Regions from separate parts of the Mus musculus genome. Here region 1 is linked to region 2. A link is a contact called in ENCODE Hi-C or POLR2A ChIA-PET data. All regions are on one chromosome and are shown on one strand. Each heading gives the region's core, a stretch centred on a gene start or an enhancer-like site at or near the end of the contact. The rest is flanking DNA. Distances are from core to core; before and after follow the strand shown. Region 1 holds the start of 6530402F18Rik (RIKEN cDNA 6530402F18 gene). Region 2 holds the start of Cfap77 (cilia and flagella associated protein 77).

What was found. Hi-C counts contacts between places; a loop is a spot of excess contacts on that map. ChIA-PET counts read pairs that join two places held with the same protein, here RNA polymerase II (POLR2A).
Region 1: a loop to region 2 is called in a map of v-Abl transformed pro-B cells, with 2.6 times the contacts of the local background. The contact joins the promoter of 6530402F18Rik here to the promoter of Cfap77 in region 2. A Hi-C loop is called at or near these places in 1 of 37 maps with a recorded cell type or tissue (v-Abl transformed pro-B cells). POLR2A ChIA-PET finds 5 or more read pairs at or near these places in 1 of 5 experiments (embryonic stem cell).

Annotation. Positions count from the first base shown.
Region 1 is chr2:29,251,570-29,257,743 of GRCm38, reverse strand. 6530402F18Rik (RIKEN cDNA 6530402F18 gene) reads left to right here and starts at 4,751. Exons shown (of 2, transcript NR_029460.1): 1 at 4,751-5,279.
Region 2 is chr2:29,050,196-29,056,565 of GRCm38, reverse strand. Cfap77 (cilia and flagella associated protein 77) reads left to right here and starts at 1,500. Exons shown (of 6, transcript NM_001166705.1): 1 at 1,500-1,752. The coding sequence starts at 1,558.

The sequences.
Region 1 (6,174 bases), core at 3,502-6,001, 200 kb before region 2:
ACAGCCTGTTCTGAGCTGACCAAGGGCTCCTTTGGTATGAGCTCCACAGGAGGCACCGTGCCTCGCCAGGCCTCTGTATGCTTTGCTTGCAATTAGAGACTGCCATTTGAGCTTCCTCACAAGCTACTGAAAGAGAGTACTAGAATAATAAACATTCAGCCAAGACCAAATATCAGAGAACCCAGGGTTCCAATGAGACCCTGCCCTGACTGAACAACCCAAGATTGAGTCTTTAAGCTCGGTGCTCTCCTTTAAATAATGGGGGTGGGGGAGACTACCATCAGTAAAGTATCACACATCTGCCGGGTGCTAATCGCTTTCTAGAAGCCAAAGGTTTCAAGTATTTGCTCATTAAATCCTTACACCAAGCTTAAGTCTTTGGATGCCTAAGACTGGACAAGATGTGTCCTTGGCTCAAGGTCACAGAACCAGAAAATAGTAAAGAGGATCAAGAGCCCAGCATACCAGATTCTGAGTCCTCAAAATCCTGGCTGCCACTGTTGTTGCTGCTCATTGAAGAAATCGCTGAAGCCAACCTACCATCCGTGTGTGTGTGTGTGTGTGTGTGTGTGTGTGTGTGTGTGTGTGTGTGTGTGTGTGTGTGTGTGGTGCAGGTTCCTACAGAGGCTAGAAGAGGGCACTAGGGCACTGCATTTCCCTGGACCTGGAGTTATAGGTGATTGTGAGCTACCTCTCAGGACCAAACTCGGGTCCTCTGTAAGAGTTGTACTCTTCTCATAACTGCTGGACCATCTCTCTGACCCTCATCATCCCATTTTAATGCTGAGAAAATTGAGGCCCAGAAAAAGGAAGAAAAGTCTAGTTACAGATCTGCCACAGCTTAAGGTTCCTACACGGTAGGCTCGAGGTATTTAATTGGTTTAGTTCCATATTGTTTCACAGTAGAGCTGTCCAGAGAGAGAGGCTATTATTAATGCCAGCCACTGCGATTTAGGCAAATTGAGGCAGGAAGGAAGCAGCTTGCTCAAGGTTACACCGCTCACTAGCAGAGAGCCTAGCTCTAGAGCCCCGACCCAGAGCCTCTTTGTAGCGTTGCTTTCTGGAGAGGAAAGCTGGTCTGGCTCAGCGTCTGGGGTCTCATATGGACTTGCCTGCCAAAGGACTAGAGTCTACAGGACTCCCAGAACACAGCCAACACCAGGTAAGGCAGGATGCCTTTGCTCAGAGAGATGGGCCAGGAGCTAGGGCTGGCAAGCCCAGTCTGCCCAGAGACTGTTAGCCCCCTGCCTCTGTGAAGAGAAGTTTATTCAACAAAATGCAGACGAGCTAAGAACACGTCCTGCTCTATGTGAGTCTTGTTGTAGGCTGTGCACATCTTGGGAGATGTGTGGATGAAAGGCGCCATATAAAATGCAATCAATTATGAATCACCATTACTGAATTAATCACATGTATGATTAATACGGTAATAATAATTAATGGGAGTATGATCTAGAGATTACAGCTGAGAACGGGCAGGGAGGAGCTGAATGCAGCTTGCAGTTGCTGCTGCTGCCTGGAGTCTTCACCTTAGGGAATGCCTTGGGAGTGAGTCCCGCTCTTCATCTCACACACCAACATGGGCTGCAGAGATCGGAGACCCTGGGATGTCTCCAAACCCCTAAATGGTCCCAGATGTGTCCCAGGCAGCTGCCACCAATTCTTCTATATCTCGACTGATCAAGGTCAAAGGGACAAGGGTTTCTTAAGAATCTGAATTTTGGTCTGGCACAGAGAGTGCAGCTACTGTGGGTGTGGCCAGAATGTGTGGGCAGCTCAGAGCTCAAGGCTCACTTCCTTTGGTAGTATGCGTTCACTTGATCTGTCCCTCCTTCTGTCTGTCTGTGTTGGGATCCCAGGAGGGCTGGACCTCATCTGTCACCTCTCACTGCAGAGCTCATTTTCATTTGCATGTGACTTTATAATTTCCTGTTACTCCTTGATCCTGTTGTTTATTTCCTGATAGCAAAGGATTTGGAAGGCATTGGGAAGATATCTACGACAAAGCCTGTCCCATCTCCCATCTCCCCGGCTTATGGCTTGATATATGTCTCCAAAGCCTTTGTATAGTCTTTCTCTATACGTATGTGACACAAGCATATGCACACACATACATGCTCAGACACACATCTCTTTTAAAAAATAAAGGCCTGTACCACATTGCTGCATTGCTCAAGAATGCTTTTCAGTAACAGATTTTCACACACACACACACACACACACACACACACACACACACACACACACACACTTTGAATTACAACAGAACAGTGAGGGCCAGAGTCCCACCAATGAAGATGATTAGGCCGCGTTAGAGAGGGAGCTATCGGTGATTCTGGTGGGGGTGTTCATTAACACTTTTCTGCCTCTGGTGCTCAGCTGCCTTTCTCTGCCAGTGAAAGGTCATTTGTCAGAAGGCACCTTAATGCAGTTTAGAAATGAACGGGGCCGGGCCACCTGGTCCCTCTACATGGCTGGAATCCTATTCATTCCTGGGCACTTTATTGTTCTTTGAAAGGAATGTCTTTTCCTGGAGGCTGCTGTGGAATTCAGTCAGTTCAGGATGGAAAAGCAGGGGCTGCACTCCCAGATAAATCCCCTTTTCACACTGACGGGGAAACTGAGGCTAAGAGCAAGAAAAGTTCTCCTCAAATGCACACGGCTAGTTAGGTGAGGGGCCAAGAAAGCCCAGTCTCTCTCCCGTGCTGTGATTGTCGCGGCAGCATCTTTGCATGCGTGGGTCACAAGAGCCATCCTGAAACTCAGTAGAGCCAGCCCAGGGTCCCGGGTCATCTGAACTGGAAGTTAAAAGCATCCTTCTCCATGCCTTGTTGAAGGCATCCAGACACTGTATGATGTAACAGCAGGGCACTGCTGGGGATTGATGGCCCTGCCTGGGGGAGACAGCAGGCCAAAGGCCTACAGGGTCATCACTCACCCTGGGCAGAAGCCCCACAGTGTGCCCTTCACTGTTGCCTGAGGCACAAATGCTTACAATCTGAGAGGCTGTGGTCTGCCTGCTTCCTCCAAGGAGTTCCCTCTGGTTGGAGACACTGAGGCCAGGATAGGAATATGTGTGTATTAGGGGAGAGGACATTGGCCTGCATCTGCTTTCCTGGACAGCTTGGTGGGGTGGCCCTTCTTTGAAATCTGAGGATGTGTTCAAGTTGGCACTCAGAAAAGAAAGGTCTTGCCAGTCACACTCGACAGACAGGGAAACTGAGGCTCTGAAAGAACTTGTGTCATGCCACAAATAATCCAGCAAGCCAGTCAGTGGGGGAGCATCCAATTAAGAACATGAAGATCCATCTCCCAAACCAAAATCTTACTTAGTTGCATGACCTTGGCCAAGCCACTTAAGGTCTCTAAACTCCAAGTTGAGGTTAAGTCACACAGCTTGGGGAAGAACTAGGGACCAGTGCACACAGGCCACTTTGCATGCAGTCTGACATGAAAGGCACTCTATAAATTGTTTGTTATTATTATCATCATCATTATTACCAATGACAATCTTTAATTCTTCATTTCCTGCTTGCTTTGTCACAAAATTCCAAATGTTATAACCAACAGAACAACCCTCTGTTAAGATTTAGGGGGAGATGTTGGGAGTAGGGAAGGGTTAAAGTGGGTGTGAGTGGAGGCAGTGGGGTGGGGGCTGAGGTACAAGCCAACCTAGTGACACCCTCTGTGACCTTGGACCAGTCTCTCTCTCTCTCTCCCTCTCCCTCTCTCTCTCTCTCTCTCCCTCTCTCTCTCTCTCTCTCTCTCTCTCTCTCCCCCCACCCCACCCCCTCTAGGTCCTTTGTTCTTGATGCATCCAAATGACATCTCCGTAAATACTGCAGCAAGAACCCACCCAAAGGGGACCAGGAGCACCCCCAAAAGACCCACAAAGCGCCCCTGGGAATACCAGGAAGCACTCTTACAGCCTGCACACAGCCTGGCAGGAAGCCTCCAGGGGGCTGAAGAGAGCACAGGGCTGTCCTAGGGCAGTCAACTCAGTGGCCTCTGCCCGGCATCTGCTGGAGTCCTCCCACGTGGTCCTCCCAGGCCTGCCCCAGGAAGGCAGAGAGCTCCTTAGCAAAGGCCCTCCTGCCCCCCTACTCTGCGCTCCCTGCAGAGCTGGCTTGGCTTCTCCGTCAAAAGCAGGGCCCATCAGGCTGGAGGCGGCGATGTGTCAGCTGGTATTCATGCTTTGGTTGTGCGCTCAGAGCGCTCCCCCTCCCCAGCTCCCCAAATCCACCCACCCACCCCTTTACCCACTGCTCAGGGCCTTCTGGGTGGCAGCGCTTCACACAGAGAGAAAGAGACAGAAACCGAGGAGCAGCAGCCTAGAGCCCTGGCTGTGGGGGGTGGGGGCTGACTCACTTGGCCCCCTCCCTGGTGCCGATGGGGCAGCCCCCACACCCCTGGGCGCTGGCACCGAGTCAGGCCCCACAGTTGGGAAGAAGGGAGATGCAGCTCCGCTGTGCCTGACCCGAGTCCGCTGAGGATGCACCCCGAGCTCAGGGACCGGTTGGTCCTCGGGCCGACAGGCGATGTGTAGGCAGCGACCCCCCACAGCAGGCTCACTCCGGCGGCCGCCTGCTGGGGCCACCCTGGCCGCGGGCCCGCCGGGACACCCCTGTTCGCCGCGCCCCTCCCCGGGCCGAGCTCGTCCCCGGAGCCTCGCAGTATTTCCTTCCTGCACCTTTAAGAAGACCGTTGCTCCGTGGTGGGATGGTGTGTTAAAGCCACACAGAGGAAGTTACGCAGCCCGGATCAGACCGGGAGATAAAAGCCCCGATGGTGACCGTGAGTGATGGCAAGAGGATTTAGCCTCGGCATTAACTTGGAGCGGAGTGCAGGGGGGCGGTGAGGCGCCCCGCCATCTGGCCGGCGCCGCGCCAGGGGGATGTTCAGGCGCCTGGACCAGCAGCGGCGAAGCCCACCCAGGCCAGGGGCTGAGTGGGGCGCGCGTGCAGGTTCTCCCCTGGCTGCCCAGGGGGCCCCAAAAGTTTGCACTTGTTAACAGCGACCTCCCGATCGGCCCGGGAGGGCCATGCAAGCCGCGCGGTTGGCCCCCTTCCCTGGCCCGCGTCTCCGGGACGGCTGCGGGCGGGCCCCCCGGCGGCCCGAGGGTTCCCCAGCCCAGATCTGAGGGTGGCCACCGCAGCGGCGGCGCGGGGCAGGAGTCTCCAGCTCTCAACCCTGCGGCCCGTGCGCCCACCCAGCACCAGCCAGAGGGTGGCGGTCTCCGGCCTCTCGGGGCTCGCTCCGGGAAGCTGCTCCGAGCCCGGGTAAGGCGAGCGGGGAGCGCCGGGGCGGCGGGCGGGGACGGAAGCGCCGCAGTTTCGCCAGGGTGCTTTCATTTTGAAAAGGCTTCGGCGACGGTGCCAGTTCTCCCCGGACCAGGGAGTCACTCGGAGCCTCCTAGCCGAGGTTCGGACGCAAAGTTATCTGGTGGCGGCTGCTACTAAAGGAGGGCTGGAGCCGCGGAAGAGGGGTGTGTGTGCGCGCCGGGTGCAGCATCTTTAAGAAGTAGAGTAGCTAGTCTTCTCTCTGGGCTCCCCGCCACCCAGCTCGTCTTTTTCTATCCGAGCGCCTGTGTGGGGAGGGGATGGGCTGTTGCAATAACGCTGCTTACTCGTGTCTATGAAAAGTAAATTAACCCTTCTCCGCCGGCGCTCCCCTCCCTAATTTAGTCTCCTCTGGGCTCTAAAGGCGCAAGGAGAACTCTTGGCCAGTCAGGTTAGAAACTTCTTTCGGTGCTGTGGAGGGGGTCGGCAGGCGGAGAAGGGGGCTCCACCACCGTGGAGAGTCGCACTCCAGGGAGAGCAAAGACGGGAAGTGGACCTCCAGATCTCGGGTCCGCCCGTTTCGGAGTAAGTTGCGGGTCTTTGCTGGGGGATGGCGGCGACAGGGTCTCCGCGGAGCAGCGCCGGGAAAAAGAATGCGAATAATTCCCTGGAGCTTTGCTCGGTGTCTTTTAATTAAGGGAGGCGATGTCAAATGAGGGGGCAGCCTGGATGCTAGCCTGGCCTTTATTAAAGGCGTGATTATTAATTGCGCCGGTGGTTTGCACCGAACTTCGGAAAGGCAAAACGCAGCGGCGGTTTGTGCTCTATGTGCGGTGCACGCCACTGTCTACGCGCCCGAGCTCAGCGCGGACTCAGCCAGACTCCTGGGTGTCTG
Region 2 (6,370 bases), core at 251-2,750:
GCATTCTCGTGCAATTCGGGGGACAACTTGGAATGGGTGGGATCTCTTTTCACCATATGGGTCCTGAGAAACAAACTGGGTTGTCAGGCTTAGAGGCAGGTGCCTTCACACCCCGAGCCATCTCCCCGGCCTTATTTTCAGATATTCTTACTCAGTGAACCAAACCTGATGATCTTTTTCAGTTTCCCTCCATTTGATTCCAGAGTCAGACACTATTGATCTAATCCATATTTTTTTTTTCTTTCGAGGTGGGAGGAAGTGTCCAACAGGGAAACTGGCTTGGGACCACCCACTGAATTAGCATTGACCTCAAGCCTAAGAATGCATATTTCTATTGCAGTACGACTGTGTTAGTACCATATCCCAGAGAGAGAGAGAGAGAGAGAGAGAGAGAGAGAGAGAAGAAGAAGAAGAAGAAGAAGAAGAAGAAGAAGAAGAAGGAAGAAGGAAGAAGGAGGAGGAGGAAGAAGAAGAAGAAGAAGAAGAAGAAGAAGAAGAAGAAGAAAGGAAGGAAGAAGAAGGAGGAGGAGAAGGAGGAGGAGAAAGAAGAGGAGGAGGAGGAGGAAGAGAAGAAGAAGAGAAGAAGAAAAGAAGGAGAAAAGAAGAAGAAGAAAGGAAGGAAGAAGAAGGAGGAGGAGAAGGAGGAGGAGAAAGAAGAGGAGGAGGAGGAGGAAGAGAAGAAGAAGAGAAGAAGAAAAGAAGGAGAAAAGAAGAAGAGAAGAAAAGAAGGAGAAAAGAAGAAGAAAAGAAGAAGAGAAGAAGAAGAAAAGAAGGAGAAAAGAAGAGAAGAAGAAAAAAGGAGAAAAGAAGAAGAAAAGAAGGAGAAAAGAAGAAGAAAAGAAGAAAAGAAGAAGAAAAGGAGAAAAGAAGAAGAAAAGAAGAAGAAGGAGAAGGAGGAGGAGGAGGAGGAGGAGGAGGAGAAGAAGAAGAAGAAGAAGAAGAAGAAGAAGAAGAAGAAGGAAGAAGAAGAAGAAGAAGAAGAAGAAGAAGAAGAAGAAGAAGAAGAAGAAGAAGAAGAAGAAGAAGGAAGAAGAAGAAGAAGAAGAAGAAAAGATTCCCTTGGGAGGGAACTGTAACTAGAGTAGGGTAGTTAGAGGGTGGAAGCCAAGGATAAGTGATCCTCTAAAACCTCTTCTCTTTTAACACAACCTAGATTTGATTCTTGGGTTTTTCTATGTTGATTTGAGACAGGTCTAAAAGGTCTCTGTGGTTGCTAAGAATTTCTAGAAAGAAAACCGGAAGCTCTTGAGCTGTTGGCGTCTTGTCACCAAGGAGACGGGACGTTCCATTTTTCCGAAAGGGGTAGTGTAGACACTCTTCCCTCTCTCAGTCTGCTGCGAGGTGCCCAAATCACTCCGAAGAACTGGCGGGGTTTAAGCTTTGGACAGAGGCTCCGCAGGTGGGCGCGCTCTGCTCCGGAGCCTGCCTTGCCGCGAGGTGCACCCCAGGGTCCCCGTGGTGCAGCCCGGAGCGCGCGCTCGCTCGGGGCTGGAGTCCTCAGACAGCGCAGAACTCTGTGGGCTTTGCAGCCAAGGTCTAATCCCGGAGGCCCCTGGGATGCCTGATCCGGCGAAACCCGGGAAAGACCTCACGGCATGGAAAAAGAAGAAGCAGCCCGTGCATCGCACGGTCAGCCAGATCTGCCCGCCGCCCCGACGGCCGCTGACGGTGGTCGACATCCGTACGGGCATGGAGAACGAAAGGCTGGGGGTCGTGCGTGACTCCATGTTTCAGAACCCGCTCATCGTCAAGGTGAGCGCCTGGGCACGATCATCCCCTCCGCGGGCACCGACGCCGCCGATGGGTTCCAGCTGCTGAACTCTCGGGACCCGGGGCCCAGGGTTTGGGCGCAGTGTAGGAAACTTGCTCTGGGTGAAACAGGCCTCCTGGACCCTCTGCAGTCGTAGCCAGTCCAGGAACCTCAGTGTCCTCAAGTGGCACACGTTAGCGGGGTCTTTCCCCACTACTGGGAAAGACTATGGATAGGGCAATCTCTACCGGGCTCGTACCCACAGGGTGACAGACAGGTCTCAGGCACCCATCCATGCCCTTGCCACCCAAGATCCATCTTCCCCAGCACCTCTGGTCTACTATGCAGCAGGTGCTCTGGGACTGACTGTCGGGAAAGTATCACAACACCATCTTAAGTGTGCTGGGGGTGTGAGATTCAAAGCCCTCTAGGAGGCGTGGCTGGCACTTGCGTGGGAGCAGCGTTTATAGACAGATCACTTTCCCTTTCGGTGCTGGTCCTCCGCACTTTTGTCTGTTTTCCTGTCTGGCTAAAAACTACACTTGGGCCGGGCGTGGTGGGGCACGCCTTTAATCCCAGCACTTGGGAGGCAGAGGCAGGCGGATTTTTGAGTTCGATACCAGCCTGGTCTACAAAGTGAGCTCCAGGACAGCCAGGGCTATAGAAAAACCCTGTCTCGAAAAACAAAAACAAAAACAAAACCCAAAAAAAACCTACACGTGGCCGTGGCTCTGCCTCTTTAGGCGCCGGGAGACCGAAAAAGTAAAGTTGAAGTTTAGTGGCGCAAATTTATCTTGTGCCGCTAGAGGGCAGTGTGCTTCTAAAAATTGACCTCGGTTTCCAGGTTCCATAGAGGTATGGGCATGCTGATGGGTTCTTTGACTATAGGCAGACCTATATTGTTAGACCTTTCTGGGCTAATTAATGCTCCCAGGAGGACAGAAGCTAGATACAGGGAACCCATGAAGCAGCATCCTTAGCACTGGCCCCTCTGAGATGTTTCCACAGTGGAACAAGTTTTGCTTACTTCTTGGATTCCTGATCTTAGCAGGTACCTGGGACAGAGAGTTGGAATTCACTGCCTTAGGCCAAGGAGGAAATCAAGGCCTATCAGTGCCTATCAATGGGTGTCCTGATAAAATTCCAACAGTGCTTTTATCTATCTATCTATCTATCTATCTATCTCCCAAATGCTGCCCTCTCCCGACCCCTGTCCTCCCTCGAAGAGTTCCTCTCTCTTCCCCTCCCCTCTGAGAGGGCAGTCCCCCCTCCGTATCTCCCTGCCCTGGTGCATCAAGTCCAACATTGCTTTAATCAGGTGTCACTAGTGTGCAGCTCCTTATATGAGAGGAAGGGCATTATAGAGTCACTTCCACAGTGAATTCTTGTGTAACGTTCACTCCAGGTGGCACATATATAACTGCATGCACTTGTATATATATAGGCCACACATGTGTTATATATTGCTCACTATATGTTTAGCATTTGTATGTAGGTGTATAAACTACAATGTGTGTAAATACAATATGTGAATGCCGCCCCCCTTCCCCTTTGCCTTCTCCCTGGTTAATCAAGGGCAGCATTTGGCCTGTAGGTGGCGCTAACTTAACAGCCTCCAGGAGGAATTCCATCCTTGTTTCTAGAGCTGGAGTTTAGAATGATCATGTTTTTAAAAATATGAGTGATGATTGCTCCACCAGTGGGGTTCTGTTTTCAGGCTGTCCTGGTCCCTGGTGACCAATGGCAGGGGCCACATCCTGATGCGCTTTGGTGACAGGGCTTGGGACACTCTGGTACAAGTGGCACCAGGGGGCAGTCTTTTCCTCCAATTGTTTTTGGTGTTTGAAACTCAGCTAACTGTTAGGATGATGATGTCCGCATTCAGTATTTACCCCTTCCTGTAAGATCTTCCGTCAAAACTCAGCCTGTATAAAAGTTGCCAGAGAGAGAATGTGAAAAAGAAGCCAGCTTCTCCCTGTTGCAGATACTCCTTATAAACCAGTGCATGGGGAAATGTCTGCAAGGCTTTGACGCCAGTTTCTGACAGAGCTGGCTTAAAAGCCACGCCTAAAAGCCCAGCACAACTTTCTCTATGTGAAAAAACAAATTGAATTCTGAAACACGGGGTGGGGGAGACTTAAAGAAAATGGAAATATTACAAGTAGTTAGGGGTTTAGAACATCAAAAAATATGTATACAGTTCTGTCATTTTGATTGAGTTTGATTTATAGGTTCCTTTAAGGGGGTGCCAGTTTTGCTGGCCCCACTGTTGGGGTGAATAGCTTCCTCATCATGTGGGTGCTCTTGGGTCTGAGTGTCTTTGGGGAAATACTGGGAACTGAGGTGTATTTTAGCCTTGTCTGTTCCTGGGCCTAAAGAAGTACATCTCTATGAGAGGAATCCATCACCCTAGAAATATTGACTCTCCTCATGGATAGGTCCCATGATTGTTTGTTTCTTCTCCCTCCCCCCTCCTCTTCTTCCCCTTCCTCCCCCTCTTCCTCCTCTCCCTCCTCCTCTTCTTCTTCCTCTTTCATTTTCTACTTCAAATACAGAGACACTGGCTGAAGAAACCTAACCCCAGTATTTTCTACCCGTGGAATTTACCAGACTGTATCTGCATCAGTTATTCAAAACCATGACTTCATGAAGCCACGGCAACCAGAGGAAAAGGAGAAACCTCAGGTTTGCTAGCAGGTGTTTTATCTATAAACACTCAGCAGCTGGTCTCGTCCTGAAACCCAAGCCAACTGCTGATTTAATGGCAATTAATTGAGTCAAGATGGTGTTTTATGCAACCACAAAAAATAATGTAAATAGTTTTCATTGGCAAGGGCTTCTCCATTGTCAAGTGCTGTGCAGCCAGCCAGCTTTCCTTCCGCGAAACTCTCTGGGAAGCCTAAAATTAAATTGAGAAAGAACCCAGCTTCTCATTTCCCTAGAATCCTGAGACTCAACATAGAATCCTGCCACAATAGCCTTCGAGGCTCCCTCACAAAACCTGTCAGAGCATACCCTTCCCGCCGCAGCAACTTGGCTGATATCCTGTCAATACAATTACGGGGAGAGACGGCACAGTTTGCTCCACTGACAGCTTTGAGTCTTCTGTCGCCCCAGAGAGGCAGGCTGCAGTACAGGGGTGGGATTGACTGAATCCAGCACCCTCGGAACGTACAAATGATCAGGGCACCTGATTTTTTTCATAATTTATTACCGACTTTGTTTTTTTGTTCCTGTGGGGGTTTATGTCACAAATAAGAAGATCGTACATTTGTAAAATAAAGTCATAGAATCAAGCATTTGAGGCTAGTAGGAAGTTTGCTGACATCAAATGTATCTCCTTTTGGGAGGCTTAGGTAGGCCTTCAGCCAGGGCAAGGCACTCATCCTGGGGTGCTCATGTGTCCTGGTATCTGGTCTCCTGACTTACAATCTCATGTTATTTTGGCCACAAGCCATGACTAATTAATCAAGGGCCACCCAGGTTTGTCACATGCCATATAACAGGCAGTCGGAAGTGTTTACAAACGAATCAGATCCCAGCATCCTCTCAGTCAGCATCCCTGCAGAAGTGATCAATACTTTCTTAGGACTTGACAAGAGTCAAGAACTAACTTCTTAAGTGTTTATTAGATGCCTAGAGCCATCCTAAGCTGGGCCGGGGGGGGGGGGCATAGAAACAGGTTCAAAACTCAGCCCCTGCCCACAGGGACTTTACTTAGAGTTTAGCTGGAGAGATGAGATACACACATAGATACGAAGGTACACATAGAATCATACATACAGGCATAGAGGCACACAGAGATACAAACAGGTACACACACGTGACAAAACACAGGCACACATACAAAATAAGTCAAGCAATGTAACAGGTCACCTCCTCTTGAGTTTTTCAGTGAACTACAAGCCTAGAACATTCAGTTTTGGGGACAGGGAGCCTGAGGTCGGTCCATGTCATGGGTGAGGAGCCTGGAGAAGCCAGCCCTCTGTGGAAAGATGTGCCACCCCTGCGGAGATTCTGAGCATTAGGGGCTGTTCACTTCAACTCAAGTTCTAGTTCATAAGACTCGGGGCTGCGCTGAGTTATCATTACCAGCACGGGGAAGTGTTTATCCAGAGCAAGTGTGTTCAAATTGGATGCTCTACAAAGCCAGGCAGGCGCACCATGCCCACTAATAGCCTAACGCCTCTAATAAATATTAATGCTGGCGGGCATAAGCACAGAGACAGAGATGGGCATTAAGAAGGCAGACCGTCCAAAGCCGGTTGCACAAAGATACCCATGTTTTCATTACATGGTGGGAAAAGACTGTGTGTGGTTTGTCTGCCAAAGAGAATATGGCTGTGGTCGCTCGGGTCCTTTACATTCAATTACAGTGTAATAGGAGGAAATGAAATGTTAGAGACGAATTAAAAACTATCCTTGTGGTACAGCCTGGGCGAGATGCACTGCTGTGGTTTATCCATCCTTGTTTTCTCAGTTTCTCCCTCCCCCCTCCCCCCCTCCCCTCCCCTCCTCCCCTCTCCTCCTCCCCCTCCTCCTTCCACTCCCTCCTTTCCCTCTTCCCTCCTCATCCTTATCTTCTCCTCTTTCCCTCCTCCCTCTCCCAACTACTCATTC